Linked DNA regions of Homo sapiens: all the other regions are linked to region 1. A link is a loop called in an ENCODE intact Hi-C map of the cell type or tissue named here. Cell type or tissue: PC-9. All regions are shown on one strand.

What was found. Hi-C counts contacts between places; a loop is a spot of excess contacts. Peaks named below come from ENCODE experiments on the same cell type or tissue, not always from the same donor. Only the 100,000 strongest peaks of a DNase experiment are listed, where the experiment ranks them.
Region 2: it touches region 1 in a loop (14-fold over the local background); 106 of 110 quality-filtered maps call a loop at or near these places.
Region 3: a loop joins it to region 1, with 8 times the contacts of the local background. A loop is called at or near these places in 14 of 110 quality-filtered maps.
Region 4: it touches region 1 in a loop (13-fold over the local background); 24 of 110 quality-filtered maps call a loop at or near these places.

Annotation. Positions count from the first base shown.
Region 1 is chr1:93,809,389-93,817,388 of GRCh38, forward strand. It overlaps a transcript of BCAR3 not described here. Among named protein-coding and RNA genes, the nearest start is that of MIR760, 33 kb to the right of the region's middle. RefSeq lists an enhancer at 4,685-5,225. In PC-9, CTCF peaks have their summits at 3,816 and 4,809 (motif pointing left); DNase peaks (open chromatin) are centred at 3,903 and 4,793; H3K4me3 peaks cover 564 bases; H3K27ac peaks cover 2,832 bases.
Region 2 is chr1:93,626,348-93,634,347 of GRCh38, forward strand. The region is part of intron 3 of BCAR3 (BCAR3 adaptor protein, NSP family member); the gene reads right to left. Among named protein-coding and RNA genes, the nearest start is that of BCAR3-AS1, 38 kb to the left of the region's middle. In PC-9, CTCF peaks have their summits at 3,290 (motif pointing right), 3,492, 5,480 (motif pointing right) and 5,685; DNase peaks (open chromatin) are centred at 3,334 and 5,460; H3K27ac peaks cover 3,563 bases.
Region 3 is chr1:93,751,422-93,759,421 of GRCh38, forward strand. It overlaps a transcript of BCAR3 not described here. Among named protein-coding and RNA genes, the nearest start is that of BCAR3, 74 kb to the left of the region's middle. RefSeq lists an enhancer at 2,672-2,966. In PC-9, CTCF peaks have their summits at 7,356 and 7,558; DNase peaks (open chromatin) are centred at 3,220, 4,160 and 7,730; H3K4me3 peaks cover 586 bases; H3K27ac peaks cover 6,312 bases.
Region 4 is chr1:93,734,532-93,742,531 of GRCh38, forward strand. It overlaps a transcript of BCAR3 not described here. Among named protein-coding and RNA genes, the nearest start is that of BCAR3, 57 kb to the left of the region's middle. RefSeq lists an enhancer at 3,037-4,236. In PC-9, CTCF peaks have their summits at 686 and 890; DNase peaks (open chromatin) are centred at 1,410, 3,850 and 5,160; H3K27ac peaks cover 4,550 bases.

The DNA.
Region 1 (8,000 bases):
GGCTGAGGGGTGGTGGTGGGGGGAGTCGTGGGGCAGGTAACTTCTATTTCTCACGATAAAGTCTTTGGTACTATTTGATCTTAAATCATTAAAGACCTGCTGGGCACGGTAGCTCATGCCTGTAATCCCAGCACTTTGGGAGGCCGAGGTGGGCGGATCACCTGGGGTTAGGAGTTTGAGACCACTCTGACCAACATGGCAAAACCCTATCTCTACTAAAAATACAAAAATTAGCTGGGCGTGGCTGTGGGTGCCTGTAATCCCAACCACTCGGGAGGCTGAGGCAGGAGAATTGCTTGAACCTGGGAGGCAGAGGTTGCAGCAAGCCTAGATAGCGCCTTTGCACTCCAGCCTGGGCGACAGAGCAAGACTTCGTCTCAAAAAGATAAAAAAAAAAAAAAAAAAAAATCATTGAAGACCCAATAAAGGTCTTTAACGAGGAATTCTCCCAAACATTTTTAAGATAAGCAGTTTATAAGACGGTGTAAAACCTGGTGGCATGCAGTTAGAAGGATATAAATGGAACTGCTGGCCCGATGCGGTGGCTCACGCCTGTAATCCCAGAACTTTGGGAGGTCAAGGCAGGTGGATCACCTGAGGTCAGGAGTTCGAGACCAGCCTGGCCAAGATAGCTCTACTAAAAAAAAATACAAAAATTAGCAGGCATGGTGGCATGTGCCTGTAATCCCAGCTACTCGGGAGGCTGAGGCAGGAGAATTGCTTGAACCCGTGAGGCGGAGGTTGCAGTGAGCCGAGATCATGCCACTTTACTCCAGCCTGGGTGACAGAGCAAGACTCCATCTCAAAAAAAAAAAAAAAAGAAATTGCTGTTAGAAGTTATCTCCAGGTCTTTGGTTAACAGATTATTTCACTTTCTTCTTTATAGTTTATAAATATACGCATCTTCCATAGCAATTACTATTTTATTGTTACCACACACACACAAAAAGACTTTTTTGACAACTAGCCCTTAAGTTTTCCCTTAGCACAGGGAAAGCATCTCCCAGGGTGAATACTAAACGTGGTTATGACTGATGAAATATTCACCTCTTCCCATCCATCTCTCAAAGTCTCAGACAGGAAACTGGCCCACATCAGCACACTCTGATGCCAGGTCAGGAACCCTAGGACACTTTCATGGCTTCAAAAATGTTCATGAAAACCACATGTCCCTGCAGCATCATCCTTCTCCATGCATGCCAAGGCCCACTGTCAGCAGCCTTTCACAATCCTACACAAGTTCCAGGACCCTCTACAGACACCAGGCGAACTAAGGTGTCACCCGTGCCCAGATAGTACTGGCTAGGGAGTTAATCAGTACTGTGCAAATACTGTCCAAAGCTCTCTGGTCATTCAAATCAACTCATTTCTGACTAGTGGAATTGAGTGGGCATTTAACTCTAATATACTCCCATTAGGCTAAAGATATGTAGAACAGAGCAGTACACTAGTGCTAAAATTCATTTACATTCATTTGGTTCATTGGTTCATCTTACAGATGAGAAACCAAGACCCAGAGAGGTGAAGTCATTTGTCCAAGGTCAAAACTCAAATCTGATTCCCAGGCCAGTGTCTTTTGTCTCTACCAGAATTTTTGAAGGAAGATAATTAGGGTGTCTCAGGCTCTTTGGGTTACAGGTAACAGAATCCCAATTTTAAGCCAAAAGAAAAAATTATCAGAAAAAAAGAAAGACTAGAATCCAAGGGCAGGAAGTACAGCTCGTGAGGGACCAAAGCACAGCCGTGAAAGCTGATGGGGACACAATCAGCTTCTCTCCCTTTGCCTTCTTCTCTGCAGCAGACTGGCCAGTGCGGCTTCCAGATCTACCCTGAAGGTGTGGGACATCCCTCAGACGTGAGAGGATAGTTTCTATGGGACAGATACAGGGTCTGGGGCAGCATAAACCTAAGTGGAGAGGGGTGAATGCTGTAGCAGGGAAGAAAGGGAGGGTTGTGAAGTCTGACTGATATGGAATGCCTTCTAGGCTTTGCATGGAGCTGTGTATACTATTAGTATTGTCCTTGCTTTCAAAGACAGAGGGTGAGGCTCAAAGCAGTTAAGCACACAGCTGCTAAGTATCAGAGACAGAGATAAGTGCAAACACCGGGTCTCTTTCCTCTTAGTTTTAAGACTCTTCCCTTTCCTTTATGCTTCTCTATTATGTAAAATAATCCTCCTGGCTTTGGGGCTTTGGAACAAATCCAACCTATCCGCCATTTTCCATTCTTTGGAAAGAACTGTTGTTAACTGATGCTCCAATGCTTGGGGCCCAAAGTCACCTGGCCTGTGAGCTTCTTCCACAGGTAATCCTGGCTTTCTGGGTTCAGAAACCAATGCTGAAAAGAAACTTACTCACTACTTATGCAGTGGCTCCAACCATTTCCTGTCATTTGTTCTACATTCTGGAGTGTGCTAGAAACAGCTTGTACTGGCTCCCAAGAGCCAACTGACATATTTTTGGAATTTTACAAGCTAGTTGACATCATGTTGTTAGCTTGAAATCGGCCATTATGAGAGAATTTTATAGCTCGGAAACTGACATTCGCTACAAATCAGGGCTCTCCTGACTCCCAGCCTGTTGGTAAACGTTTCCCAGCACATCATTGTCTCCATCTGCCCACTTGCTGCTTAGGAGACTTTTGAAGATGTTCATATGAAAGCTCGTGCTTAATTTTTAGTAATAAATGTCCTGTAAATACATTTAATGGATTGATTTTTTTAAAAAACATCTTTGAAGACTTGAATGCTTCATATCAATTTTGGTGGTAACTCAAGGCCAAAAGTCTAATAGAACAAATGGATTCTTTGTGTAATTCTACTTCCCACTTAGCTAGAATGCTTAAACTCCCTTATTTTCCACGCACCCTTACCATCCCCTTTCCCCAGGCCCTTCCGTCCCAGGAAGCCCACCGCTGGGACCTCCTGTCTAGTTTTCCTACCTCAAGTCTCCCCCTCTCCTATCTGCCCTTCATACCTCTTCATACCTCTATCAGGTCAATCTTTTGAAAGCCCTCTCTCTGTCATGTCTCCACCATAGGCTCTGCACCACCTGCCAAATATGGTCCAAACTCCTGACCTGGCACTCAGGCCCTTCAACTGCCTTTCTGCCCACCATTTCCCTGGGAAACCCAAATGATGAACTGGACTGGACTGTTTTCTAGGTCTTTGCTTCCTTAGAAGGCCCTCCTCTACCCCAGCTCCTCTGAAACCCAGTTTAAGTGGCATTTCATCCATGAGGCTGTCTGTCCCTAATCCCTACTGCCCAGCTAGAGGCACCACAGGGTCAACCCTGGACCTCTTTGATTGTGACTCTCACATGTTCCTCACAGGCATTACCCCTCCAGGGTGGGCTGGACACAATCATCTGCAACACCACTGCAACTCACAGTGTGGTCCAGACCAGCAGCACCAGGTAGTTTGTTAGAAATGTAAATTCTCTACCCCCCTATCCCAGGCCTAAAAGAATCAGAATTCCAATAGTCCTCCAAGTGGTTCTAACACACATCATTGTCTATATCATCTCCATCGGCTTTTTCTACTCTATGTCCTTTTTCATGGCTACCCCTCATAGCAGTCTTTTTACTGTTAACATTTCCCCTGCTCATTCAGATTCCAGCAGTCTTACCTTTTGGAAGGATTGCCCCAGCAAAGCTGTAGGTGGTGGTTCCACCCTGCATCCCTCCCCCAGATGACCCTCCTTTCTCCTTCTCTGTATTTCACAGGCCCTGGAATGCTCCCTGTGTCCCCAGCCCCCAGAGCTCCATTCTGCCTTCAGCTTGGTCCACTGTTCTTCCTCCACCTATAGGTGTGAATTATATTCACTCCCTCAAAATGTTTAAGCAAAGGCCGTCTCATAGGTCAGGTAAATCTATTATCAGGTAAGCTTTGTGTGCAGTCACTCTGGTCAGTCCAGGGCAAAGGTCAGGGCTCCACAGTGGGCTGAAGCCACACTTTACTAAAAAGAGGCCTCACCTCACTGCCCCCACCCCCTCAATGAGAAAGCTTTCACTGACTCAAATCGGGTGTGGCTACCACAAGTCCAAAGCTCTGAAAAACTAGGACAGTTTCTCTCTCTCTCTCATTCACTTTTAATATGGATATAATTTAAAAGTTACAGAAAAATTGTAAGTACAGTATAAGGGACTTCCATGTGCCCTTTGCCCAGATTCACCTATTGCTTTCATTGTGCTCCATTTCTTTTGTGGCCTTATTACTATCTCTGTGTTCTTCCTTGACTATTTTAAAGCTAGTTGGAAACATTGTACCCCTTTACCCCTTAATATTTCGGGATCAAAGACATTCTGTTATGTAAACATATTATGATTGCAACTTTAGGAAACTTAACATTGATACAATACTACTATCTAAACCACAGTTCAAATTCAGATTACGTCAATTGTCCCAATAATGTCCTTTACATTTTGTATTGCTTTTTTCTCAGCCCAGGATCCAATGAAAGATCAATCATTTATTGCATTTAATTGCATTTAGCTGTATGGCCCTCCTTTAACCTGGAACAGTTCTGCCTTTCTTTGACTTTTTGGACCTTAGCAATTTTGAAGGGTACTAGCCAGTTGCTTAGCAGACTGCCCCTGATTTTGAGTTTATCTGGTATTTCAGGATTAGGTTTAGGTAAATTTTTTATGACAGGAAAATCACAGAATTGATGTTGGATCCTTTTCAGTGTATCTTGTCAGGGAGCAGGGAGCACATGGTGACATATGCCCCAATACTGGTATGTTAGCTTTGATCTCTGCAAAGGCAGTAAATGGCCTCTTGGTGGAGGCTGTCCTCTGCTGGTTATTCTCAACATTGCATCACTTCTTGGCCTTTTGGCTAAGATCAAGTGTATTCTCAACATTGCAGCTGCTATGCCTCTGCTGATGTGATTGACAAAGGACCAGATGCCCTGAGTACGAACTCTGACACTTCACTGGTTGTGTGACCTTAGGCAAGTTATTCAGCCTTATTGAACCTCAATTTCCACATCTCACAGGATGGTTGAGGGCGAAGGGGTCCCACAGAGATGGTCATGCAGTGTATTCCTAAGCTAAAGTCTACACTGGCTGCTATGACTTCTAGGCGGGCAGGGCCTGGTGGTCCCTGGAGTGGTAAAGCTGCTCTTCAGGACTCACGTCCACTACCTGCAAAACCTCCAATGGGCTTGGGCTCTGCCTTTGTCGCTGTTGTGAAGGAACTCTGGGCAGCCCTCATGGAGAAGGAGGCCTGGCCTTTAGTGTTTCTGCCCTGTGGGCCCATCTGGGGGTCACCACTGGTGTGTGTACCAGCTGTTACACCGGCATCCACTGGTGTTACAGCCACACAGCTGCTCCCAGGCTGATGATGCCCCTGTGAGACTGAACACAGCTCCTGTGTGGCAGCCAGGAGAGGAGGCGCATACATCCCTTGACTCCCACAAACCAGGCATCAAACAGGTTTAATCCACGGGGCTTTCACCTGAACTAACCCAGGGATTCTGTCTTAAAAGACGGAGTGCAAACTCCGCTCCTACCTAGACTTTAGGTTTCTGTCCACATTTTCTGTACAACCTCAGAAGCTTAGGTGCACCCCCACACATTCCTTCCTCCTTGCCTGCCTGCCTTCTTTCCTACTTTTAATAACTATTTATGGAGCACCAGGCACTGCGTTAGGGCTATATGGAGAGCACAATATACAACTTGCCCCCACAGAGCTACAGTTTATTGGGTAAAGGAAACAAGCTGAGCAACAATTATATCACACCTGAGATCCCTGGGCTGTCTGAGCAGGCATTCAGGTCCCACCGGGCCTCTTGGCTGCACTTATCACCTCCCAGGTGGCCCAGAGCTGCCGCCTCCTCATTATCACTTTATATTTATTCAGTGCTCTCCTAGGATGCCAGCGAGATGCATTTTGTAGGCCCCAGGGAGAAGCTCAGAGACGGGGAACTATGAGAAATAAGCAGATCAAGAAGGAGAGAAAGAAGAGAAACATTTCTCAGCATAAACATGATTAGTTGTTTCTTTTCTTACTCGAATTTACTCTTCAGAACAGAGGCATTTGCAGTAGTGAACTTGAGCTTTCTCTGTGGGGTCTCCATATTTTTGGTATCTTGAGATTCCTGGGGATTGATGACTCAGTAAATGCTGAATATAAAGTGAACCTCACTTGGTAAAGCTGGCGCTGCAGATTAGGTTGTAAGAGGTGGGGCTTCGCAAAGCGGGGAAGCAGCCCTCCCCAGAAGAATGGGGAGGGAAGTCACTTTTCATCCATGTGTGAGATACCATTGCCTGATTCATTCTGCTGCACAGGCTTCTTCTGAAGGGAAAATGAAATAAAACATGGGAAAGGGCCATGTACATTTGTATAGAGATGCGCTATACACCAACAGACACACGGAGAACATGTTTGAGCCAAAAAATATAAATGAGGAGTTCTAATGTAATTTTACAGTGGTTTATTAGGTAGCAACCACACTTATCTCACTGATTAGGAGGTTAGAAGAATGCTGCCGTGGTCAGGGCCTGTGCTAGGTTTACAGGATCTGATTCACACCTTCCCTGATCCCTCAGCCATGTGTATAGTACACTCTACATACAAAGGATGCTGGGGAAGAATGTGAATGGAACATTCACAAACATATTATTACTACTGAAAGAACAAGAGGTACGTATTCAGGCTATCCAGATATGCAAAAGGCCAGCTGCTAGTTGGAAAACTATACTAGAAAATTCCAAGAGAGTGAGGACTATGCTGTCTTAATCACCACTGTATACCCAGAATCTAGTGCTATACCTGGCACACAGTAGGCACATAAAATAAATTAGCTGCACAGAAAGCCCACTGTGACTAGTTTATTCTATCACTGTAGGATAATTTTTGCTCAGGAATTGACAGGAGAATAGAGTTTTATGTTTTCTCATGATCATATCCCCCAAGCAATATTTTGAAATTATGCTGCAATTTATAGCTTTGCTTTCATTGGTGAATAATTCACAAAATCCTTTAGAAATTAAAACTCTGGGCTGGGCGCAGTGGCTCACGCTTGAATCCCAGCACTTTGGGAGGTTGAGGCAGGCAGATCACGAGGTCAGGAGTTCGAGACTAGCCTGGCCAACACAGTGAAACCCCATCTCTACTAAAAATACAAAAATTAGCTGTGTGTGGTGGTGGGCGCCTGTAATCCCAGTTACTCAAGAGGCTGAGGCAGGAGAATCGCTTGAACCCAGGAGGCGGAGGTTGCAGTGAGCCAAGGTTGCACCACTGCATTCTAGCCTCGGCGACAGAGCTAGACTCCATCTCAAAAAAAAAAAAAAAAAAAAAAAAAGAAATTAAAACTCTGTTTAAACAAGCAATAGATGGTAATACTGAAGGCATTTAAGCTATTGCCCACTGAATTCTTGATTGACAATGTCAAAACAACCACCATAGCTAGGAACAAGATATTCAGGAATGCAACAAAAAATGAAGATAGAACAAAACAAAACCCCCCAAACTAAAACTATCTTAGCTATACTTACAAAAACAGGTGCTAACTTGTATTTTGCTGAAGTCCTAAAACTGCCTTCAGGGGCAGGCAAGCAATCAGTACATTAAACCACCACCCCCTCAAAAAAAAAAGTCATAATAATAGAACTAGCCTCTGTCCTGAGCTTGGGAGGGCAATAACTTCCTGGATGGTTCCGCAATATCTGCTTCTCAGCCATCTGTTTCCCTGATCCCCCCACATCCTGTTCAACCAACACTGTTCTGGTAACAGGAATCCCTGCTTCTGCTTTATGTTATCTTTTCAGCTTCCTGTCATGTTTCTGCAGGAGTTTGATTTAGCCTTATATGTGAGCAGGCACTTTTAAGTATGAGGGAAGAAATGGGCCACTGGGCATCAAAGCAGGGGCTGAAGGGGGTCACCCCCAGTGCGGGGGGCAGCAGGCACCATGGTCTGGCATTGCTCTCTGGTTTTTGGGGCTGAGAGCCCAGCATTCCCAGTGGGTCACTTCCATGGTTTTTGAAAGCTACCATT
Region 2 (8,000 bases), 180 kb before region 1:
TAAACAAGAGGGGATTATTTGTGTTTTAAGTGTTTTTGCAGCTTTTAGTCTCTTAAGTAGCAAAAGACCCTCTGGTACAGTGGTGCTCAAAGTGTGTTCCACAGGCTGATCTGCAGGCTGGGGGGTCTTCTGGGGGTCTGAGAGGTCAAAACTTATTTTCATAATAATACAGAGACATTTTTTGCCTGTTTCACTGGGTTGACATTTATACTGGTGGTGCAAAAGCTATGATGGGTTAATTCCTGGTGCCTCAGCACAAAGCAAGGCAGAGGCACCAAACTCTACCAGGGGCCATTGCACTCTTGACTCCCATTGGCTCAAAGAATTGAAGAAAAATAGCCAGTTCCACCTAGAAGTCTTTGATGAAGCAGTGAGAATTACTCACTTTATTAAATATGGGCCCTCGAGTACATGTCTCTTTAGTATTCTATACAATGCAACAGGACATGCACAGAAAACAATTCTGCTGTGTTTCCAAGCACAGAGTTTGTGTGAAGGAAAAGCAACTGTGCAATTGAATTGTGGGCTCAACTAGCTGCTTTTTCATAGAGCACAATTTTTACTTCAAAGAATGTCTGACAAACTTGGTTATTCAGACTCGGGTATTTATTTGGCAGCCATTTTCTGAAAAACGAACAAAGTGAGCCTGTTACTTCAAGGAAAACAACAGACAGTGTTTGTTGCCAATGATAAAATTCCAGGTTTCAAGTGAAAATTAGAATTTTGGAAAACTTGTATTCACCACATGAGTTTGACAGCTTTCCAATACTTTAATGATTTTTCTGATGAGATCGGTGGTCATATTAATGAATGTGAGTTCTGATATTACATAGTGAAATATGTAACATTTATAAGATCTGCATAACTCGTAAACCAATATTTTTCAAATGGCCAATGCATGATGATATAAACTCATGCATGGGTAAAAGATCCATTCAAATTGCAAGAGAGATCCATTCAAATTGAATTTTAAGGAAATAAAACAAGTTCATTGACAGGATTTCAGAGTCCACATTGCAGTTAACTTTTAAGGAACTACAACTTGTTGAACTCTAGTATCAAAGACCAACAACTATAATGATCTGAAGAGGCTATTAAAATACTCCTCCCTTTCTGAACTGCATACCTGTGCAGGGCCACATTATTTGAGACTTCAACCAAAGTAACACAAAACAACAGAGTGAACACCGAAGCAAATATAAGAATCAAGTTGTGTTCTATCAGACACTAAAGAGATGTGCAAATATGTAAAACAATGTCATTCTTACCACAAATGTACATTCACTGGTATATAATGGGTTTATTCTTATTTTTAAATGAATTACATGAAATGCTCATCAAGTAAAAATAAGTTAAATAAACATTTTAAAATATTCCATTTTAATTTCTAACATGATGAGTATCAATAGCTAGAAGTCACATAACAAAAACTTTTTAGGGTCCTCAATAATTTAAAAAGTCTTGAGACAAATGAATTTAAGAACTTCTGCTCTAATATTTAAGTTACTTGCTTTACATAATTTTGATTGAGCCATAAGTTTTCAGTATCTTACCTATGGAGTAGACTAAGGGATATAATTACAGGGGTGTTTTTATTTTTATAAGTAACTATCATAAAAACACTATTAGAAAAAAATTAGAAACTGAGAAAAATGTAAGAAACGACAAATAAAAAAAACTTTCGGTTGCCAAGAAGTTTTATTTTGACCCATTATGTGACACTGAATCATTCTACTCCTAGATTTTTATCTTCTGAAAATTCTTACACTAACGCACACCAAGCCACCTCCACTGACAACAGCACCATCCTACCAGTGTCAAGCATGGCTCCTCTCTTCTCCCACCTCATGTCCAATCCATCAGGAAGTGCTGATGGCTCTGCCTTCACGTTACATTCCTAGAACCCCCTTATTTACCACCTCCCCTGCTCTCACAGGTCCAAACTACCATCATCTCTCATCTGGACAATCACAGTAGCCTCCTCACTGGTCTCCCTGCTTCTGCCCCTGTCCCCTGCAGTCTAGCAGCAACACAGAAGCCAAAGTGAACCTGAGATGCCTCCCATCTCATTCCAGAAAAAATTGAAGTCTTTACTCTGACACACAATCCCTCGCACATCACCTTCTGCCACTCTAACACCAGCTGCTTTCACCAGCTCCAGCCTCTGGCCTCCTCGTTCCTCCATGGAAGAGGCGGACCCTGGCTTCAAAGCCTTGCCCTTCTTCTTCCCCTTAGACATTACAGTTGACTTGTATTTCCACTCAAAAGTCACCTTCTTGGTGAGGCCCTTCCCTGGTCACCCTATCTAAAATTTAATGTCCCCTTACTCCAACTTTCATAGCTGCTTTCCCTGATGCATCTTTTCTGCTAAGCACTCATCGTCAGCTAACAGGATTGACTTGACTGTCTTTCTTATTGTCTTTCCAGTCCTCCACCCCCAGAGTAAAAGCTCCACAGGGGCAGGGATATTGTTTTGTTCACTGCTGTATCCTCAGCCCCTGGAACAGTGACCAGCACAGGGAAGAGACTCAACAAATACTTACTAAATGACTATGTACTAACCACAAAATTGTTTCTAACAGAACATTAGCAAAACCCAAATGTCAGTAGGCAACTAGTTAACTATAACTGTATTTCATACAATGGAATACTGGGTACCCATTCGAAAGAAGGAGGGAGGCCCATACGTTTAATATGGAATGATGTCCAATGAAAAAAGCAAGTTGCAAAGTTATATGTAGTTAGACAGTTTGGCAATAAATAAAATTCCTCCCAAACTCATTTCTTAACGTGATCTTCTTCTCGGAATCTCTTTTCCCATTCAAGCAACATGGAGCACCTACTGCTTCTCCCAAGGCTCCTCCCACTGTTCTCTCCTGCTCCAGTCAGCCTGGGCACACGCTGTCTCCCAGGCATGGAGTCTTCTGCCTTACCCAATACCAGCATCCTTCCTGCCAAGCCGAGATGTTTTTTCAGATACCAAATCACAATTCAAATACAAGTTGTTCCCAGGAAACTTCTTGGTTACCGGAGGTAACACTTTGGGCCAAATGCAAACCTCCTATCTCAAAATCTACATACAGTATCATAGCATTTTAGAGCTCTTCATTCAAGAACATTGACAATTAATTCTAATAATAAAATTCCTTGACAATTTAAATCTGCATTTTCATGTATTGTAAACACAGCTCTTCTTTCTGAAGTTGAATACAAGTCCTGACATGCTATTACATTTAATATTAAAAGCTCTTAGAATATTTAGAAACCGAATTGTAGCCAAATGCTGAACTGTTGTGACACTGATGAGCACTAGAGGGCAGAGCTTAACAGCAAATGATTCTAAAGCTAGCAATCCAGGCCTCTCGTTTTGGTGTTGAAGTTACTGACTCCCTATAGTTAACAAGATCTCCCAAAGAGTAGATAGGTCTAAGTCATAGAAGTTGCCAGAACTACACTTTTAAAAACAGTGTATATCTCTGCCCAAATATGTGAGTATTTAAGGTGACAACAGCAACCCCACAGTTTTTATCCTGTACCAGGTGGGCAAGAGAAGGTAGACTGAGGTTAGGTGCGGGAACCTCTTTGCTGTTTTGCAATAAAAACACCGAAGGATTTCTGGAAAAATTTTAGAGACATCAGCATTACCTGCTTTGCAAAATATAAAATTTTTAGAACAACCTCATTCCCCCTTCCCTAAATTTAAGTGCCCAGTGTGTGTACATTTTAAAATAACTGAAGAGTACAATTGGATTGTTTGTAACTCAAAGGATAAATGGTGATGGATGCCCCATTTACCCTGATGTGATTATTACACATTGTATGCCTGTATCAAAATATCTCATATACACCTACTCTGTACTCACAAAAATTAAAAATTAAAATAAACGCCCTTGTGCATCTGGTGTGGGTGCTCACTCACTAAACAAAAGAAGGGTCTTTGTCCTCAGGACTCACATGCTAGTGAGAAGTCTTATTTTTAAAAGTAAACAAATAAGGCCGGGTGTGGTGGCTCAAACCTGTAATCTCAGCACTTTGGGAGGCCAAGGCAGGCGAATCACTTGAGCTCACAAGTTTGAGACCAGCCTGGCCAACATGATGGTGAAACCAGGTCTCTAAAAAAAAAAAAAAATACAAAAATCAGCCAGGTGTGATGGTGCATGCCTGTAGACCCAGCTACTCATGAGGCTGAAGTGGGAGGATGGCTTGAGCCTGGGAGGCAGAAATTACAGTGAGCTGAGATTGCGCCACTGCACTCCAGCCTGGGTGACAAAGCCAGACCTTGTTTCAAAAAAAATAAAATAAATAAAATTTGGGACAAATGAGGATAATATACAGAGTAATGAGATAGTGACTTGGGGACTGCTTTTAGTACGGATGTCAGGGAAGGCTGTTCTGAGGCAGTGAAATGTGTCAAATGAACCAGCCATATAGCTGGTATTTACTGAGTGCTAAGTACATGTGGGGCACTGTGCTAAGAACTAAGAACTTCACATGTATTCACTGTTTAATCCCCGATCTTCCCATTTACTGTTAAGGAAATTGAGCTCCAGAGAACTTCAGTAACTTGCCCAAGGTCATACAACCAAGAAACGGCTAAAACCGGGCTCTGGATTTGTATTAGTTTCCAGGACTGCCAAGACCAATTACCACAAACTTGGCTACTTTAAAATAGAAATGTTTCTATTGTCTCACAGCTCTGGAGGCTAAAAATCCTATATAAAGTATCCGGAGGGCCACAATGGCTCCAAAGGTTGCAGGGAGGAGCCTGCCTTGCCTCTTCCTCACCTCTGGTGGTTGCTAGCACTCCTCGGCTTGCAGACTCATCCCCCAGTCTCTATCTGTCCTCACATGGCCTTCTCCCTCTACACCTGTGTCTGGTCCAAATCTTCTTCTTATAAGGACACCAGTCAGTGGATTAGGGCCCATCCTTGTCAAATATGACCTCATCTTAATTTGATTATATCTGCAATGACCCTATTTCCCAATAAGGTCACCATTCACAGTTACTGGGGGTTAAGACTTCAACATATCGCTTTTGGGGGACACAATTCAACCCACAGCAGTGTCCTAGCACTCACTCCAAACCTCTCAGCTATTCTGCCTCAGAACCTTCCAGGCCAATGGGAAGGCAAAGCCCCAGAGACACTAGGGAAAGCCAGGGTGGCAGAGGACAGTGACTATTGGGGTGGCAGGAGATGAGGTTAGAGGTGGACAGGCCACACCAGATTCGAAGTCCAATATGGAGCTGAGTCCCGTCAGAAGCCACAGTTTCAATTCTTGCCTGCCTGTTAGTTTTTGAGTCTCTCAGTCATCCCTACAGTTCGGGATCTCAGAAGAATCCTTCCTCGAGTTAGGGAGGATGGTGCCTCAGCTTCAAGGCTGATGCCTGCAGCACAGAATACAAATTCACACAGAATGTAAATCTGGTCTTATTCCTCTCACTGGCCAGACCATGTTCCTTTCAGCACCTCCAGAGGGCAGCTCCAGGGTTTGACCTTATCTCAAACCATCAAGTTCAGGAGGCCCAGTGAGAAGTCCCTTCTCTCTGACTTGTGGCACAAGAAAACCCATCTCAGGCTGCATGGACAAAGCAGTGTCTGGCCTGAGGAGTTATCCACGCAAGCCCCAGGCAGGAGCAGTCAGGGTTCAAGTACCCATGCTGCCCCCACACACCTGTTCATCCATCTGGGCTAAAGATGCCAGAACCGACCAGGGCAGCAGAGAGATGCTGCTCAGAGCTGACAGGTACACCTCATAAGATGCAGAGATGCGTCCAAATCCTGCACAGTGTGACAAAAGCACTATCCTTGTGATTGTGCAAGATCATAAAATTTGCCCAAGGACTCACTTTTGTTGAAAGCCTGTTATGCATTATTGGGAAGGCAAAACAGAAACAGCAAAGGTGCAAACAGCCTAGAGCAAGGGTCAGAAAACTCTGTAAAAGGTTCTGTTAGGCTTTTGAGGCCATAGTGTCACAACTACAGAGGCCCTAACTTAACAATGGTTCCACTGATTTTCAACTTTACGACGGTGCTGAAGTGATATATATTCAGTAGAAACTGTACTTCAAATTTTGAAATGTGATCTTTTCTGGCCTAGCAACATGCACTATGATACTCTTAGGTGATGCTGGGGTAAACTATAATATTCAGTAGGCTAAGCTATAATATTCTCTAGATTAGGTGTATTAAATGCATTTTCAACTTATGATATTTTCAATTGATGATGGGTTTATTGGGATGTAGCCCCATCGTAAGTGGAGTAGAATCTGTACTCAATCCCACCATTATAGGAAAAGCAGCCACAGACAATACATAAATGAATGGGCATTGCTGTGTTCCAATAAAACTATGGATGCACATAAAAACTGGAACTTTATGTAATTTTGCCACTCTTCTTTTGATTTTTAAGAAGCCATTTTAGCACTTCAGGAGGCCGAGGCAGTGGATCACCTGAGGTCAGGAGTTCAAGACCAGCCTGACCAACATGATGAAACCCCGTCTCTAATAAAAATATAAAAAATTAGCCAGGCGTGGTGGCGGGTGCCTATAATCCCAGCTACTTGGGAGGCTGAGGCAGGAGAATTGCTTGAACCTGGGAGGCAGAGGTTGCAGTGAGCCGAGATTGCATGGTTGCACTCCAGCCTGGGCAACAAGAGCGAAACTCCACATAAAAAAAAAGCCATATTAAAATATAAAATCCACTTTTAGCTTAGTGGTCATATAAAAATAGGTGGTGGGCTAGATTTGGTCTTAGGCTATAGTTTGCTGACCCCTTGGTCTAAAGATATCCACAAATGCTCGAAGATTAACGTCACTGTGGTAACAAGGTTTCCAAATGGACATCTCCTTTCCTCCCTATTTACTGGCTTCTGGCACAATGCTAGGTACTGGTGTGGTCCCAGGAACTGCCCCTAGCTTCTCTCCCTCACCTGCACCATTTACATCCTGTTAGAATCTCTCAGCTTCCCTAATAACTGGGTCTTAATTCTATCTCTAAAAGCCCTTCACCATGTGGCCTAACTTTCCATTCCCACTGCGACTATCTCAGGTTAGGCTCCTGGTAACACTTTCTTCCCACCTGGTCTGACCTGACTGAACAATTACAAACACATGGTATATACTAAAAAATATCTGTTGAATGAGCCACTGCAGTCAAAAATCTTCAAGCTCGGCACTTTTTCCATCTCATCAAGGGTCTGGCCTCCCTGGTGTGGCCCATCTCAAAATGGAAAATTTCTCCTACTGAGGTGGCAGCACTTAAGGACTGAAATACAAGGCTTTAACTTGCCTTTTTTTGTCTGTTTTGATACACTCTGGCTCTATCGCCCAGTCTGGAGTGCAGTGGCGCAATCTTTGCTCACTGCAACCTCCACCTCTCAGGTTCAAGCAATTCTCCTGCCTCCGCCTCCCGAGTAGCTGGGATTACAGGCGCATGCCACCATGCCCGGGTAATTTTTGTATTTTTTTAGTTAGTAGTCAGGGGCTTCACCATGTTGGCCAAGCTGGTCTCGAACTCCTGACCTTGTGATCCGCCTGCCTCGGCCTCCCAAAGGGCGTGAGCCACCACACCCAGCCTAGCTTGCTTTTTAAGGTCAGGCTTATTGGGTATAATTTGCATTCAGCAAAAGTCACCCTTTTCAGTACAATTCCATGAGCACTGACAGCCAACCCCAGTTGGGTAACTACCACTACAATCACGATATTTCTATTTCTATCATCCCTGGAAGCTCCTTGGTGTACTTCATCTCTTCTCCAACCTCTTTTCAACCATTTATTTGTTTTCTGTCACTATAAGTTTTGCCTTTTCCAGAATATCATACAAATGTAATTTTAGAGTACGTAGCCTTTGAGACTGTCTACTTTCACTCAACGTAATGTATTCAAGATTCACCCATGATATGGTTTGGCTGTGTCCCCACCCAAATCTCATCTTGAATTCCCATGTGTTGTGGGAGGGACCTGGTGGGAGGTAATTGAATCATGGGGGCAGGTCTTTCC
Region 3 (8,000 bases), 58 kb before region 1:
TGAAGCCTCTGCATTTTCTGACCTGGGTAACTTTATACCTGGTACCAAGCTGGCCTGGTATCACCAGAGAGGTTTCCAGACTATGGCAGCAATCCTGCCATGCCTCGGGCTCAAACAGCCATGTAACTTCACCTCAGAAGCCCTGCTTTGCCTCATAAACCTTGGCCAAGCCCATCGGACCTAGTTTTCTTCTAAACTGCAGGGAGAAAATATCAAATAATTCACAGAGCAACTCATTTACACATTCCAGTCTCCAAACATGCTGTATCACCCCTTTCCTCTTGGCCCCCAGAGCCATTAGCACACTTGTGACAAATTATCTAGAAGATTCCCCACATGCTGGTGCTCTCAGCCAGCCCCACAGGCTGGCAGCCTCCAGACTGCTCCAACACAAGGGCGTGTGGCTGGGGCTGCTGCCCTGGCAAGGCCTCCCCAGCCTGGCGGGGAACAGCCATGCCAGCTTTGGCTCTGGTATCTGTGGATGCCCTGGGTTACAGATCCGCCCACATGACCCAGATAGACGCATGTGATTTTGAATGTCTTTAGGAACACAGCTGAGAATGCATCTCTTTGCTGTGCACTTGAAGGTTTGCTTTGGCTTTTCACATTTATTCCCTGGGCAGTACCACCTACACACTCATTTCATCCAGCTCTCACCCACCCAAACCTCAGACACTTCTTGCTGGCAAGAGGCCACCCTCTTCAAAGGCAGGCATGAAAGAAGCTGGGCACTTACTCCTCCACTTAAAACTGTCACTACCACAGAGTGTGAAGGGAGCTGGTTTGTCCTACATTGAAATCTCCTGTAGAGGCCATTTCTGGTCTCTTGTCATGACTGTGATGCTCCTAAAAGGGCTATGACTACCCAACTAGCCCCTCTGCATTAGGAATGGCCCCAGAGCTCATGGGTAGGGAGCTGTGAGGTTTCTCCTTCCCAGGCTAGGGCCAATTCAAGTCAGCAATGAGCATCTACCTGGGCATTGGAAATACTAAGATGCATAAAACAAATTCCTGCCCCCACCCACGGCTGCAGACATTTGTCCTCAATCTTGACTTTCAGTTGTGCCATCACATGTCAATCGGTTGTGAAGTAATTTGTTATCAATAATAGGAAGTACCAAAGGTTTGAAATAGGAGTGCATTCAAAATAAGAATGAGCAAAGAGTGGATTCATGGGTATGCATACGGTATCATTGCTCTCATTTGCATTTGGACGCACTTTCTTTGATGAAGGAAAAAGTGTTGGAGAGGGGTGATCTGAGCTCTGTGACATTTGTGAGTGTTGTCTGTGAGCCCAGTGAAGGCAGGACGTTGGCTTGATCCACACATGGCCACACTCCATAGCTCTAACAAAGAGAGTGCCTCCTTCACCATTTCTCATAGAGAAGGGACTAAGCTTGACTTCTGTCTTTCAAGAAAACAGAAAAAGCAGTCGAAACTGTTGCCTTTTGACTCTGGCAAGATTTGTTTGTTGTTTGTTTAGGAAGAGAAGAGTACACTGGTTATAGCTATGGCAGTATTTTTTATTACTGCAGGCTTCACCTCTCTATTTGATATCTCACAGATGGCCCGTGATGAATCATGTGACGCACAGTGCTAAGTTAATCTCTCTAATGATATTAATGCTATTTACTTGTATTGTGCTTTAAAATTACAGTTTAAATGTGAACACTTTTGCATTCATTGACTCAGGTTCAACTTTAAGAACCTTTGAAGTAAGTCTTGTCTCTACCTACTGTGAAGAAATAACCTCAGAGAGGTCTTGCTCAAAGTCTATAGCAGGTGAATGATACAGCTGCGATTCAAATCCAGATCATGTGTTTCCAAGCGGTGTTTTTGTATTCCACTCAAGCTGTGTTGCACCCAACTTCATAACAGTGAAGAATAAAGATGCAGCTACACTTTCAACGTTGACATCTCAAGGAAATGTGGCCAGTTTCATATTGTTGGATGGGATGTCTCGCTGGCTTAGAGAAGCCTATCTCTTGGTAGTGGAGACACATCAACCTCTCTCTCCTCGGTCTGTCTTCTTGACTTTGTCTAGTGAGGCAGCCATTCTGCAGAATTTCATCTGCTTTAGGTATGCAGACCCTGCACTGCATGCGCGCATATGCACGCGGGTACACACACACACACACACACACACACACACACACACACACACACACACGGGACTAGGACTATTCCAGACTTGGCAGGGGGACTTTAATGGGGAGCTCAACCCACTGACTGCCTGAGAGCCCAGAAGTGTCATTTCTGACTATCTAAAGACCAGAGCATCTACTTGCTGCCATGGTTGGCTGCTGGGCTGGTTTTGGGGTTCTTTTGCATTACGGGCTTATGGGTACTTTAATGTGACTTAAATCACAGGAAATCTTGCAGAGAAGAGCAGATAAGAAATGCTCCCACAACCTTGCTCCCTTCCCCCAACACACATGTACACGTACACATACACACACACACACACACACACACATGCACCCTTCTGCACACCTACAGCAGGCACTGGCTCTGTGACTAAGATGCTCCTCCCAGGGAGTCACCTTTGGCAGGTGCCTGGACTGTGACATGGGCCACTGAACTGCTCATCATTCGTCTTTCAAAGCCAAGGACTTTTCACTCCTCAGCAAAGTATTTCTCAATCAAAATGCTTATTGAACTTAAAACTGAATGGCCATCTAAAGGTTGGGACTAGCACTCCCACAGTCGAAGAAATGAAACTTTTGGCTTTGCTGATGCTGAGTCTTGGCTCAAGGTTCTGAGGCTGGATGAAATTCTGCCCTGTACTTGCAAACATTTGCAGAACTGCTCAGTCAGCCTTCCGGGAAAACCATGCCCACATCCTACTGGATTCCTCTAGCTTTGGTGTTGTCAACACAGAGATCACTGAGAGTTTAACTCCAAATCGCAGGCCTCCATTGTTCCCTGAACACAAAGGGCAAGAGAGAGAGTAATCAGATAACAAATGATGAAATTATGGTTTTTAGTGGAAATACCTTCCATTTCTACAGCACTTCATCTTTTTGGAGAGCTTGCATAATATGGTTTGACCCACAAAACATATCTCAGAGGTGAAATTGAGCCAGACTTACTTTTTTATCTCCATTGTGCAGATGAAGAATCAGAAATATATACAGTCAATGATGACTCACATATATGACAGTGGTCCCATAAGATTATAATGGAGCTGAAAAATTCCTGTTGTCTAGTGATGTCATAGCTGTGGTAACATCGCAGTGCAGTGCATTCCTCACATGTTTGTGGTGATGCTGGTGTAAACAAACATATTGCACTGCCAGTCATAGAGAAGCCTAGCACATACAATTATGTAGAGTACTCCATAATTGATGATAATAAATGACTATGATACTTGTTTATGTGTTTATTATACTATAATTTTATGTTATTTTAGAGTGTACCCCTACTAAAAAAAAGTTAACTGTAAAACAGCCTCAGGCAGTTGCTTCAGGAGGTATTCCAGAAGAAGGTACTGTTATCCTAGGAGAGGACAGCTCCATGTATGTTGCCCCTGAAGACCTTCCAGTGGGACAAGATGTGGAGGTGAAACACAGTGATGCTGATCATCCTGACCCTGCCTAGGCTGAGGCTAATCGTGTGTGCTTGTGTCTTAGTTTTTAACAAAACAAAAAACTTAAAAACTAAAAATATTAAGTAAAAAATTTTAAAAATAGAAAAAAGCTTAACAAATATGAATATAAAGAAAATATTTTTGCATAGCTGTATAACATGTTTGTGTGTTGTGTTATGAAAGAATCAAAAAAGTTAAAAAAATAAAACATTTATAAAGTTAAAAAGTTAATGTATTATTGAAGAAAGAAAAATAAAGTTTTAAAATAAATTTAGTGTAGCCTGAGTGTACAGTGTTTATAAAGTCCTCAGTAGTGCACAGTAATGTCCTAGGCCTTCACATTCACTCACCACTCACTCACTGACTCACCCAGAACAACTTCCAGTCCTGCAAGCTCCATTCATGGTAAGTGCCCTATACAGGTGTACCATTTTAAATCTTTATATTGTAGCTCTACTGTATCTTTTCTATGTTCAGACATGTTTAGATACACAAATACTTAGCATTCTGATGCAGTTGCCTACAGTATTCAGTACAGTAACATGCTGTAAAGGTTTGTAGCCTAGGAACAATAGGCTATAGTCTATAGCAGAGGTATGCAGCAGGTTATACCATCTAGGTTTGTGTAAGTGCACTTTATGATGTTTGCACAATGATAAAATCACCTAATAATGCATTTTTCCAAATGTATCCCCATCATTAAGCTACACACGACTATATATAAAAAGATATAGAGTGAAGAGGTATGTGTGTGTTGTACGTGTGCGTGTGCATGTGTGTGCGTGCATGCAAAAGGGAGGAAACATTTAATCACTTAAAATTATCTAAGATAATATCTAATGACAGGGACTTTTGTATCATTTAAATTTTTTGTTGTGTCCCATCTCGAGGTTATCTGGAGTCACACTGACTCCAGGGCTCAAGCCAAACAGAGTGGAAATTCCCACAGCAGGAGCCAGCTTGCTACTGAAGTTCACCTGCTCTTGACAAGTAAGAGTGGGGAGAATACGTCCCCAGTTTCATGGGCTTTGTGGCTCTCCTGTCTAGAGCCTCTGACAATTTCAGTGAATTGTGGAGAACTGCCAATAGCACAGACAAAATGCACAGAACTGATAAGCAGGATTTGAGAGTGATCTATAACCTAAAAGAACCAAATTAAGCTGCTCTTTAATTGCATGCAGTGGTCTAGAATTGTTTTCTTTCCCCCTTGTGTGTTAGTGCCCTTGGTGGCTTGGGTTCCCCTTCTCTTAGAAAACAATGGTTGGCCCAGGGTCACCCAAAGGCTGTTATTGGAGTGTTCACTCTTAACCCCTTCCCAAGCCATTCTATCTCTGTAATACCACTCCCTGGTCTAATAATCAACACCCCACCACCCTGAAGTCGTCCAGAACCCTCCTTTGCATGGGACACGAATGGCTGGTGCTTCATGCCAGGAACCACCCTGGTGACTAACCGAAGAGCCCAGCACCACTTTATGTTATACAAGTTCTTGTAAATTTTGCATTTCATTTCTCCTATTCTCTGGGATCTCTTAAAAGGTGGGGGAAAAGCTGATAAAGCAAGTCAGTATATGTGCTAATTTTCCAATTCCAATTAAAATGGTTATAAAACATTTTTAAAAATTACTTTTGAACAAAAACCTTAACAGAAACTGAAAGGGCCTTGGTTAGTTCCTAAGAGGCAATATTCCATTTGGAAAGAAGTGTGTCTGTGCCCACTGTCCATGCTCCATAAGGAACACTCCAGGGAATGCCCAGGTGCAGCCTCTGGGAAGGGTTAGAGTGATTTTTGGCATCAACAGCACTCAGAGAGTCTCATGGCTTTGATGACTAGTCCCTGGCATTCCTATGGCTGCTGTGCCAAGTGCTATGTAATGGTTATCCCCAAATGTGGGGGTGCCTGGCCTTACAAAATTTACACTCTAGGCTTCTAGAGTTGCCTGGAATGGAAAAGGCAGAGATGCTGAGCTGGACTGGCCTCTTTGGAGTTAGGGAGGGGTGGGGAGGACCTGCAGGCATGTCCCCTGACTAGCTGCAGTTCCAGTTCAGCTCCCACAGTAGGAAAGTCTCTGCCGGTTGGGGTCTGTTCTGGGTCTGATGGGCAGGTTAGTGTGTTTTAGCCTCTGGAATCCATGTTGAGGTGCAAAGAGGAAGACCTTTACTCCTGTCTTCTGTTATAGTGAGGAGTGGTCTTCCAAAAGGGGCACACAATCATGGGGCCTGGGGGCTGAAGCCCGGCCAAAGAAGTTGGGCCAGGCCTACCTGATGACCTCTCTCCTCCACACCACTCTTCTCCCACAGAGGAGTGGAGCAGACAGCAGCTCCCCCCATTTTCTCTTTTCTCTGATGTCCACTTTGCGTTCACATCTCACTCCACTGAGACAGCTGCTGGGAAGTCTCGCTGCACCAATTCCGAGGCCAACTTTCAAGGGAGAGAAGCAATGACTGGGAGGGAAGTTTGCCTAGGCAACAAGGAGTAAGATCATTTTGCAATATGTGTTGGGTTAACTGTTGTATAAATAGTTGACCCTTCAGCGAGCATCACGACTCCTCTGCACTTCATTTTTTCTCCTCTTCCTTCAATTGGGAAAAGGCAATCCTGCATGGGTTGCAGAGGGCTAGGCAGGCATCCTCCAGAGTCAACTCTTCCTCCTCTGGGTCATTCATTCATCACCCTCCCAATCTCTTGGGTGTACAGTCTCCAGGCATTGCTTCTCCCACCACACAGCTTCCTTGCTGGTGTGAGAGTAGCCTGCAGAATGCACATGCTGGCCTCTGTGCTGGCAGCCTCTTGCCCATTATTTCTAAGTGCCATGGGTCAGGTTGTCTGGGAAACAGACTTTGAGAAGGAAATTTACATGCAAATGTGCTCTTGGGAACAATACCCATGAGGGAGAGAAAGGAGGCTCGGACACAAGGTTGAGTAGTGCAAAATCGTACTAGAGGCCTCAACTGATCTCACGGGGAGCTCTGAAGCCAAGTTGGCCCTTCAGAGATATCTTGAATGGAGGGAAAGGAGGAGCCCTTGGTACTGCTGCATCGTCCACTTGTGCCTGGGGCATGTAACTTTTGGGAGGCAGCTCCCACTGGCTGAAGGCAACTCCCAGGGAAGGACCGACCCATCAGCAGGCAGCACTCCCGAAGTCAGGAGGACTAGTGTCTTGGTTCATAAGGGAGATGAGGGCAGCCTGCCTAGCATTTGTACCTGTCAGAGACCAGAGAAAGAGGAGTATAAAGCTGCGGCCTCTGGTCTGCACTGCTCTAGGTCAACGCCTTGGCCTGATCCATCAGGATACAGGGCCAGGGGAGGACAAAGAAGAGTTTCCAGGGAGCCCTGCCAGTGGCTGGAAAAGAACAAGTGTCAGCTGGAAGCTGCAGGGCAGACCCAGTGTGAAGAAGAACTGGCTGCCATCTTGTAGATGGAGCCCAGACGACCAGCTTAAGCCTAACAGGAGAGTTCCAGTGCAGACAAAGAGTTGGTCTGGAAAACACCCCTAATCGGGAGCCAGTTCTATGATGGTCTAAATCTATGACACTTTCACTAGATTCTCAAAGGTGATTACAACCTTACTCTGCTTTGCACTTCCTAGTGTATGTCATTTTTAAAGCATAGCAGACTCATAGGCACTGGGTGAGGAGAATAGCTGAGAAATGTTCTTGGGAACTGAGAAATACTGACCAAAGCTAGGAGTGATGTCTGCCTATCAGCGTTCACCAAGTCACTTTATCAGGTCCAGTGTGGTTCTCTGCTCTGTGTTCACCCCCTGGGTATCACTGCCACCTATCTTTATTTTTCTATTGCATTTGGGAGGAGGGACAGTGGGTGGCAACTGAGGAGAGGCTGTTAGAGAACCGAATAGGAGAAAAGTCCAGCTGTCTGCACTGTGAACCTTTCTCAGGCCATCAGGGGGCTGGTTGGCCAGATGCCAGGGAATGGTGGAAGGTTCTGGGCCTGCATTTCCTAGCCAAGAGCATTCAGTGTATAACTCTTAGCACCCTGTTATCCCTCTCCCAACACTATTGTGCAAAATTAGGTATAACCCCAGCCAGTCATTATCCCCAAACTAACCTCACAAGCATACATCACAGGCTGATGCAACCCACATCCTGCGGCACAGTTAGCCGGCCCCTGACAACAATGTTTAAAGTGTGGCCAAGGGTGAAATATTGCCTCACTGGTCTGAAAAGGCTTTTGCCACCAACAAAAAACCATTATGATAACAGGAAGGCGCCGAAAGCTAAGCATAGTATAGACAGGAAAGATCTCTCTTTCTCTACCCTTCACAAAAAAGAGAGAGGTTTTTAACCCTCCAGTGTCCGGCTAATTTCCTAAGTAACACTGGCCAAGGGTAACTGCAGCACCACACTGAGCTGGGCATTCAGGAGGGGCAGGAGTAGTTCTTGGCTGGAAG
Region 4 (8,000 bases), 75 kb before region 1:
AGGGGGTGTGGTGTTCCAGGGCAGTGGCGGTACCTGGGAACAGGTGGCAGCAGCAGTACAGCTTTGCATGGGCCACCCAGGGCAAACCATCTAGTGCAGAGGCTGTTACTTCCAGGCGGGGAGGGCCCCAGCAACGTCGGCAAAGCTATCTGTAGTTCCAGCACTCAAGGCAAATCAGGAAGCCAAGGCAGGGATTCAGAGATGTTACTGGGCCAATCAGAAGGGGCTTCAGAATAGCGGGCACACAGAGGATGCCCATTCCTGGCATCTGACACCATGTTAAGGCAGCACGGGGCTTTCTGTGCGAAACGCTTTCCTGTGGCTGACTCCTACTCACCCTTCAGTTATCATACTAAATGTTAGTTCCTCTGAGTGGTCCTCCCTCACTCCCAGACTAGGTTAACCTCTCTACCAGACACCCATGATAATCTGCACATCCCTTTGCATTCCTTCTTCTATTGGTGGTTAGCTTCTTGGAGTTTGTTTAACTGCTCTGTAAGCTCCTTGAGGCAGGGATGGTGCCTATCTTGCTCACTGTGGTGTTCCCCATCACTAGCAGAGTTCTAGACACATAACAGGGCTCAGTAGATATTTGTTGATGCAATGCAAACAATGTGAGTTTTAGGCCCTTTGGGTTTGGTGGATCCGGGCCTCTGGTGCCCCCTCTGGCCTGGTCAGAATTGGCTTGGACCTCAGTGTCAAAAGCTGAGCAGCAATCATCTACACAAATGCTCTTTCACATGTGGAACCACATTCCAAAAGCCTGGATTGTGGGATGATTTTCCATGTGATTCTCTGGATCTGACTGTCCAGATAAGGACCCTCCTCTCCCACTCCTCACATGGACTCCACTCAAAGCCGTGAGCTCTGTCATGGCAGACAACATGGGATCATTTTGAGAACTTCCCAAACATCAGGCACTTTTGCTTTCGGAGACCACATCCCATATTAAAAAATTATTAAAATGTGCTCCACATGAAATAGAACATATATAACCACATCAGAGTTGAGCTCAGATGCAGCTGGCTAGTTGGAATCATTTTATATTTTGTAGACATTTAATTCAATTTATCAATTTTGATTCTGGAGTTTCCTTTCCTTATTTTGAAAAATACATATAGTTTTTCAAGTCTCAAAAATCTTTACAGGCCCATGAAAAGCTCATTTATCCATTTATTGCATAAAGTGGTCTTGAGATAATATTCTCAGAGAGAAAAGATGATATTTTGGACCAAGGCAGCTCGCTTCCATGGCCTGCGCCAGTAAATAAGCTTCTAGCTTCCACTGGTAGGAGCCAAACTTCCTTAGGAGTTTGAAGCACAGCATTTGGTGGCCTTCCTATGGATTCTGCAGGCAGAGCAGAGAAAGAACATTCCTGCCACCAGAATTGAGGGTTGTATCTATGAGTGGGTGGTAAGCCCTAGTTCCTAAATAAGGTATTTGGAATGCAAAACAATCCAGCCAGACTAGTCACTGCACACTGACCACAGTGTGAAACTTGGAGCATCTGGGAGAGAGAAAACAGACAGCGTGGTAGGAAGAAAGAGGAGCTAGTATAATTATTGAATTAAATTAAGAAAAGAATCATGCAATTCCATTTTAAAACAATAAATTGAACATTCAATTGTATGAAGAGATGTGATAAGAAGTTTATTTATTTATTTTTTGTTTTTGAGATGGAGTTTCACTCTTGTTGCCCAAGCTGGAGTGCAATGGCGCGATCTCGGCTTACTGCAACCTCCACCTCCCTGGTTCAAGCTATTCTCCTGCCTCAGCCTCCTGAGTAGATGGGATTACAAGCGCGTGCCACTGCACCCAGCTAATTTTTTGTATTTTTAGTAGAAACGGGGTTTCATCATGTTAGAGGCTGGTCTCAAACTCCTGACCTCAGGTGATCTGCCCGCCTTGGCCTCCCAAAGTGCTGGGATTACAGGCGTGAGCCACCGTGCCTGGCCAATAAGCAGTTTAATTATAAAATATGCCAGACACTCTACTAAGCCCTACAGAATGGTAGGTGCCCTCAAACTGTTCATGTATGTAGACAGAAATATGTGTGATTCCTTTGCATAATATGGTAATGGAACAAAGAATACCAGCAATAATTATGGGGGAATGGACAAGAAGACAGTAACTAATATGGCACTAAGGGGGTCCAGGAAGATTTTACAGAGATGATGGCCTCGTCACTGGATTTTGAAGGATAAAAGAAACTATTCCAAGTGATAAAAGGAGGGAAAAAATTCCCAGGAAAAGTAGGCAAAATGAGCAAAGCTATGAAAATAAAAAATCATCATGGTTAACTTTCGTTGAGTGCTTTCTGTGTGCTGGGTTTTGTTAGGCTTTTGCATTTTATGCTATAGACCTTTCTGAAAGCATGGTCTACGGTCCATCTGCATCAGAATCATCTTACGCATGTTGAAATGCAGATTCCAGCTTCTCCTGTTGGATCAGAAGCTCTGGGATGGGGCTCTCTAACCTGAGTTTTAAGAAGCTCTCCAGGTGATCCTTTTGCACACTCAAGTTTGAGAACCACTGCTAGAAGCCATTTAGATATGTGACCATTTTTAAGTTGTGGAGTGCTGTGGTCAGATTTGCTTTTCAGAAAGCAAATTTTTGAGCAATGTATGAATTGGAGAGGGGAAAGCCTCAAAGCAGAACAGTGGTGATGGTGAAAGTCTGGAGTAGAGAGATAGCAGTTGTACTGGGTTGAATGGTGTCCCCCAAGAATTCCTGTTCACCCAGAACCTCAGAATGTGATCCTATTTGGAAATAGGGTCTTTTGCAGGTGTAATTAGTTACGATGAGGACATAGTGGATTCGGGAGGGCCCTAAATCTAGTAATTGATGCCTATATAAGAAAGAGGAGAGAGAGATGTACCTAAGCACAGAGAGACACACAGGGAAGAAGCCATGTGACAACAGAGGCAGAGCCTGGAGTGATGCAGCTACAAGCCAAGGAATGTCGGGGATGTTGGCAATCACCGGAAGCAAGGAGACAGGCACAGGATGGTTCTCCCCTTGGAGTCTCCAGAAGGAACCGACCCTGCTGACATCTTGATTCTGGACTTTTGGCCTCCTGAACTGTAAGAATAAATTCATGTTGTTTTAAGCCACCCAGTCTGTGGTCATTTGTTACAGCAACCCTAGGAAGCCAATACAGTGGTATCAAGAGGCATTTCAGTGGCAAAATCATAAGGACATAGGGATCAGATTGGAGAAAGAGTGAGGTATGAACAATTAATTATTCAAAAGTTTCTGTTTGGGTGGTCAATGATGAAACTGTGCAACAATAAAGCATGGGCTTGGGGTAATTTTTTTCAAGATGGGCTCTTGCTCTGTCACCCAGGCTAGAGTGCAGTGATGTGATCATAGCTCACTGTAACCTTGAAATCCTGGGCTCAGGTGATCCTTCCATCTCAACCTCACAAGTAGCTAGGATAAGCAAGCACAACCATGCCAGCCTTATTTTTTTATTTTTATTTTTTAAAGACGGGGTCTTGCTTTGCTGCCTTGGCTGATCTTGAACTCCTGGCTTGAAGCGATCCTCCTGCCTTGGCCTCTCAAAGTGCTGGGGTTACAAGCATGAGCCACTGCACCCAGCTCCTGGGCTTGGATTTAGAAGATCAGAGTTTAATTCAAGCTTTGAAATCTACCAATAGTAAGGTGGTGGAACCTTAGTTTTTTCATCTTCAAAGTAGGGACAATATTACTCACCTCATAGTATTGTTATGAGGATTCAATGACATATCATCAAGAAATGTGGACATTCCTGACACTCAATACTTTCATGCTCATTTCCAAAAAGGGAAATTTAAAATGAAATGAAATTGAGGAGAATAACTTGTCTAATAGGCATTCCCAAGCCACAGTTACCACCTCAATGCACTCTGAGCCTACCCTGCAGGCCGGTGATGGAGCTAAGCTTGTGCTCCGCCCTCCCCCGCCATGGGTCTCAGTGCCAAGGATGAGCTGCACTGGGAAGGAATGCACAGAGGTCCCGGCAGAGCTGACCGCAGGTCGGAGATGAGTCTCCGCCTGGCACTGGCATCTTCCATGGTGGTTAACAGCTTGTCTGTGAAGTCCCCATCAGAGGGCTGGGCAGGGCAGGGCAAGGCAGATCAGCAGCTAAGTCCAAGGAAGCCTGGTGGGAGATGCTGGTGGGGAGAGCACTGGTCGGGGAGCAGTTACAGTCATTAAGAAGCCAGTCCTGAGTCAGCCAAGACAGGGTGGGGCGGGGGGTGCCAGGGTTAGGACTGGGGGTGCCAGATAAAATACAGTCTATCCAGTTAAATTTGAACTTTGTATTTATTATTAGTTGAATCTGGCAACTTTAGTTAGGACCCTTCAGGTGAACAAAGGATAACCTGAGAGCCAGGGCCAGAGAATAGGAGCCGTGGGAAGAGCAGAGGGGCAAAGCCTTGGCCTCTGTCCTCTGAGGATATGTTTTCCTGACCCCACCCAAGCAACTGGTGGAAAGGCACCTGGCACTGCCTCTAATCTCCTGGAATTCCCACCTTGACTTGCTGGACAATACTGAACGTTTTTCGTCCTCTGTGCTGTAGGTGTTAATCTCCCAGGTTCTGCTCCCTGGGTTTCAAGCGGTACAACTGGGAAATAAACTTCCTTTCCCCAGGGAAATTGTCCTCTCTGGGTGGCATGGTTACATGACAGCTGCCGCAACCTTAGATGACCCCTACTCCAGTTAAGACGAGACATTTCAGAGCCACAGAGGAGCCTGTGAGATGGGAAATGCAGTGCTACTCAAGGATGGGTGAAAATTAGGGTTAAGTAGTGATTAGAATCAGTTAAGTGTTAATAGAAGGGGTGCCTAGATGTTCATATCTCCCAAATTTAAGGACCTCTATATTTAAAAAAGAACTAGTAATGACTGATTAAAATCTTTATGTTTTAATCTTTTAATACAGTATTAAAATATTCTAAAATAAAAAATGACCAAAAATGTATAGTGTCATCTTTGACCCAGTTAACCTTGCCTATAGAAATGTAGCCTCTTAGAACGCATGCAGGGCCCTGAGCTGGAAGGATCCCACAGCTGGTTTAATGCTCTGCGATTGTCATCTTGCAATTCTTAATAACTTTAGAATGAGGCCCTCCCTACATGTTCATTGTGCACTGAGCCCTACCAATTACGTACTCAGCCCTGCCCTAAGGGGATGGAATATGCCTAAAAAATGAGTACAGTACATGGAAGAAAAGAGCTGGCCAGGTGCAGTGGCTCATGCCTGTAATCCCAGCACTTTGGGAGCCTGAGGCGGGTGGATCACCTGAGGTCAGGAGTTTGAGACTAGCCTGGCCAACATGGTGAAACCCCGTCTCTACAAAAAATATAAAAAATTAGCCAGGCATCATGGCCCATGCCTGTAATCCCAGCTACTCGGGAGGCTGAGGAAGCAGAATTGCTTGAACCTGGGAGGCGGAGGGTGCAGTGAGCCGAGATCATGCCACTGCACTCCAGCCTGGGTGACAGAGTGAAACTCCGTCTCAAAAAAAAAAAAAAGAAAGAAAGAAAAAGAAAAGAGCCTCCGAAATACCAGCCCAAATTTGATACGTGGTGGCACAAAATCACAACAGGAAGGCATTTTCATCTGGGGAGAAAAGTCAAGTCAACTCCGGCAGGTATCTTGTCACCCAGGAAGCTGCTCATGGTGACACCAAATGCCGACAACAATGGCTAGGTGTGTGTGGCATCCAGGCCTAGGAAACTCAGCATGTCCACAGAGATGTTCTTTCCCACAGACACAGGCGTTAACAGCACAAAGTCAAAGGGGCATGCTGTGGAGGGAGAGGCTTCCAGCCTCAGCCACAAGCTGGGCCATCCACTTTTAACTGCACAGAGAGCAGCCTCTAGATCCTCAGACAGAATCTCCCTGCAACCCCAGTCCCATCAGTCTGTCAGGGTCTGTCCTCACCCAAAGACAGACTTGCTCAGTGGGCCCTGGGTGGGCCTGAACTTCCAGCAAGATGCAGGGAGACCACTAACAGGAATGGGTCCTTGAGCTTGTTGTCCACTCTGCTCACTCAACATTCTTTCCTTCTTTTGTCTTCTGCTTAGTACTCCCCTCACCCCACATGCTGGCCCCTGCTCCTTCCCGCCCCAAAAACCCTGATGCATCTAGATTCCCACAGGATCAGTCGCTCAGCGGAGCAGAGGTCAGGGAAGAGGCGGCCTTTCCCATCCTTTTTGTTCTAGTCCAGCAGCCCGGCCTAATATCTTTGCTATCTTAGGTGATAGGCATTAGGGACTAGCTGCCAAGCAGAGAAGCCAAGTGGGAAATTCAGTAGGGCGGGCTTTTTGTTTATTTCTAATAGGAAGTTAGGAATTAGCCGAAAGCACTGGCTGTGTTTCCAGCTGACAGCCTTGTGTTCAGCCCTTAGATGCAAGCGCGTCTGCCGACTTCCATATCCTCTGCAACCGGCTTTATTGACAACAGCTGCAGATGGCCAGGGTGAAAGCGTGGCTTTTTGCCTGCTTGTCTCTGAGCTAGAGTCCTTGCTCGGCTGACATCAAGTGACCAGTGCCTAAATCTGTTAGGTGGCTTCAGGAAATATGCTCAATGGAGCCAGAAATGTAATTTAGAATGTGGCACTTGAAGGAAGTTGTAACTAACATCAGTTAATGGTAGGGGTTAGTGGTTAGGCCCCAACATCCCAATGACAGCAACGGCAGCAGGGCCCAGACTTTTATACTGGCTTGCAACTTGGGGAAAACATGCTGAATAATAACAGCCTATATTATTATTAATGCCTGATACCTCCACAAAGCCATTACAGTTCAATATCAAGATCATGGACTCAGGTCAGACTGTTTGTGATGCCTCACTGTGACACTTGTTAACTCTGACCATGGGGAAATTACTCTCTGTGCCCGGGTTGTCTTTTCAGTAAAACAAAGATGATGAAAGTGACTACTTCATAAGGTTGTTGTAAGGATTAAATGAGCTAATATTCATAAAGCACTTACAATAATGCTTAGCACATAGCAAGTGCTCAATAACTGGAAGCTATTATTTTATTTTATTATTATTATTATTACTGGAGACAGAGTTTCACTCTTGTCGCCCAGGCTGGAGTGCAATGGCGCTATCGGCTCACTGCAACCTCCACCTCCCGGCTTCAAGTGATTCTCCTGCCTCAGCCTCTCGAGTAGCTGGGATTACAGGCGTGCACCACCACACCCAGCTAATTTTTTTGTATTATTAGTAGAGACAGGGTTTCATCATGTTGGCCAGGCTGGTCTCATACTCCTGACCTCAGGTGTTCCACCCGCCTTGGCCTCCCAAAGTGCTGGAATTATAGGCATGAGCCATCACTCCCGGCCTTATTTTTTAAATTTAATCTTCACAATGATGTGGTAAGGAACGCATATTGACAGATTAAAAACTAGCTCCAAAGAGGTTAAATCATTTGTCCATCTAACCCAGATGGTAAGTGATGGAGTCTTAATTTAAATCAGAGCCCGTGTACCTGCCTCCACCACATGGTGTTTCAGTGTAGACAGGAGAATGGAGAGTTGTCTGGGTCTGGCATCTCCAAACAGTGTTCCTCACTCCTAAAATATCCCTTTGAATTTATCCAGGGCACTGGAGAAGGGAAGGTGAGTGGTGCAGGGTATCAGAGTGAAGACGTCTCTTTTGAAGAGCTATTTGCTAACCAGAAGACTTAGGAATAGGAGAATTAAGGTGAGGGACATTATGCTTGCTGGATTATGCCTCCTGCTATAATCCAAAGAGCTCTCTGGAGTGAGAATTCAGCAAGCAGAGTTGCTCCATGTAACCACCAAAACTGTGTCTTTATAGTCTTAGGAAGAAAGTGGAAAACTACAGTTCAAAGTTTAAAGCAAGAGGCTTATTGACTCCTGAGTTGACTAGGTGCTAATAGTTTCTGATAATCTCCCAAATCTCAGTTAAGTGTTCCTCACACAGGCTGTGATTAAAACCTGCTACTCCCAGGGGACCCTGGAAACGTTCTCTCCGTTTGCC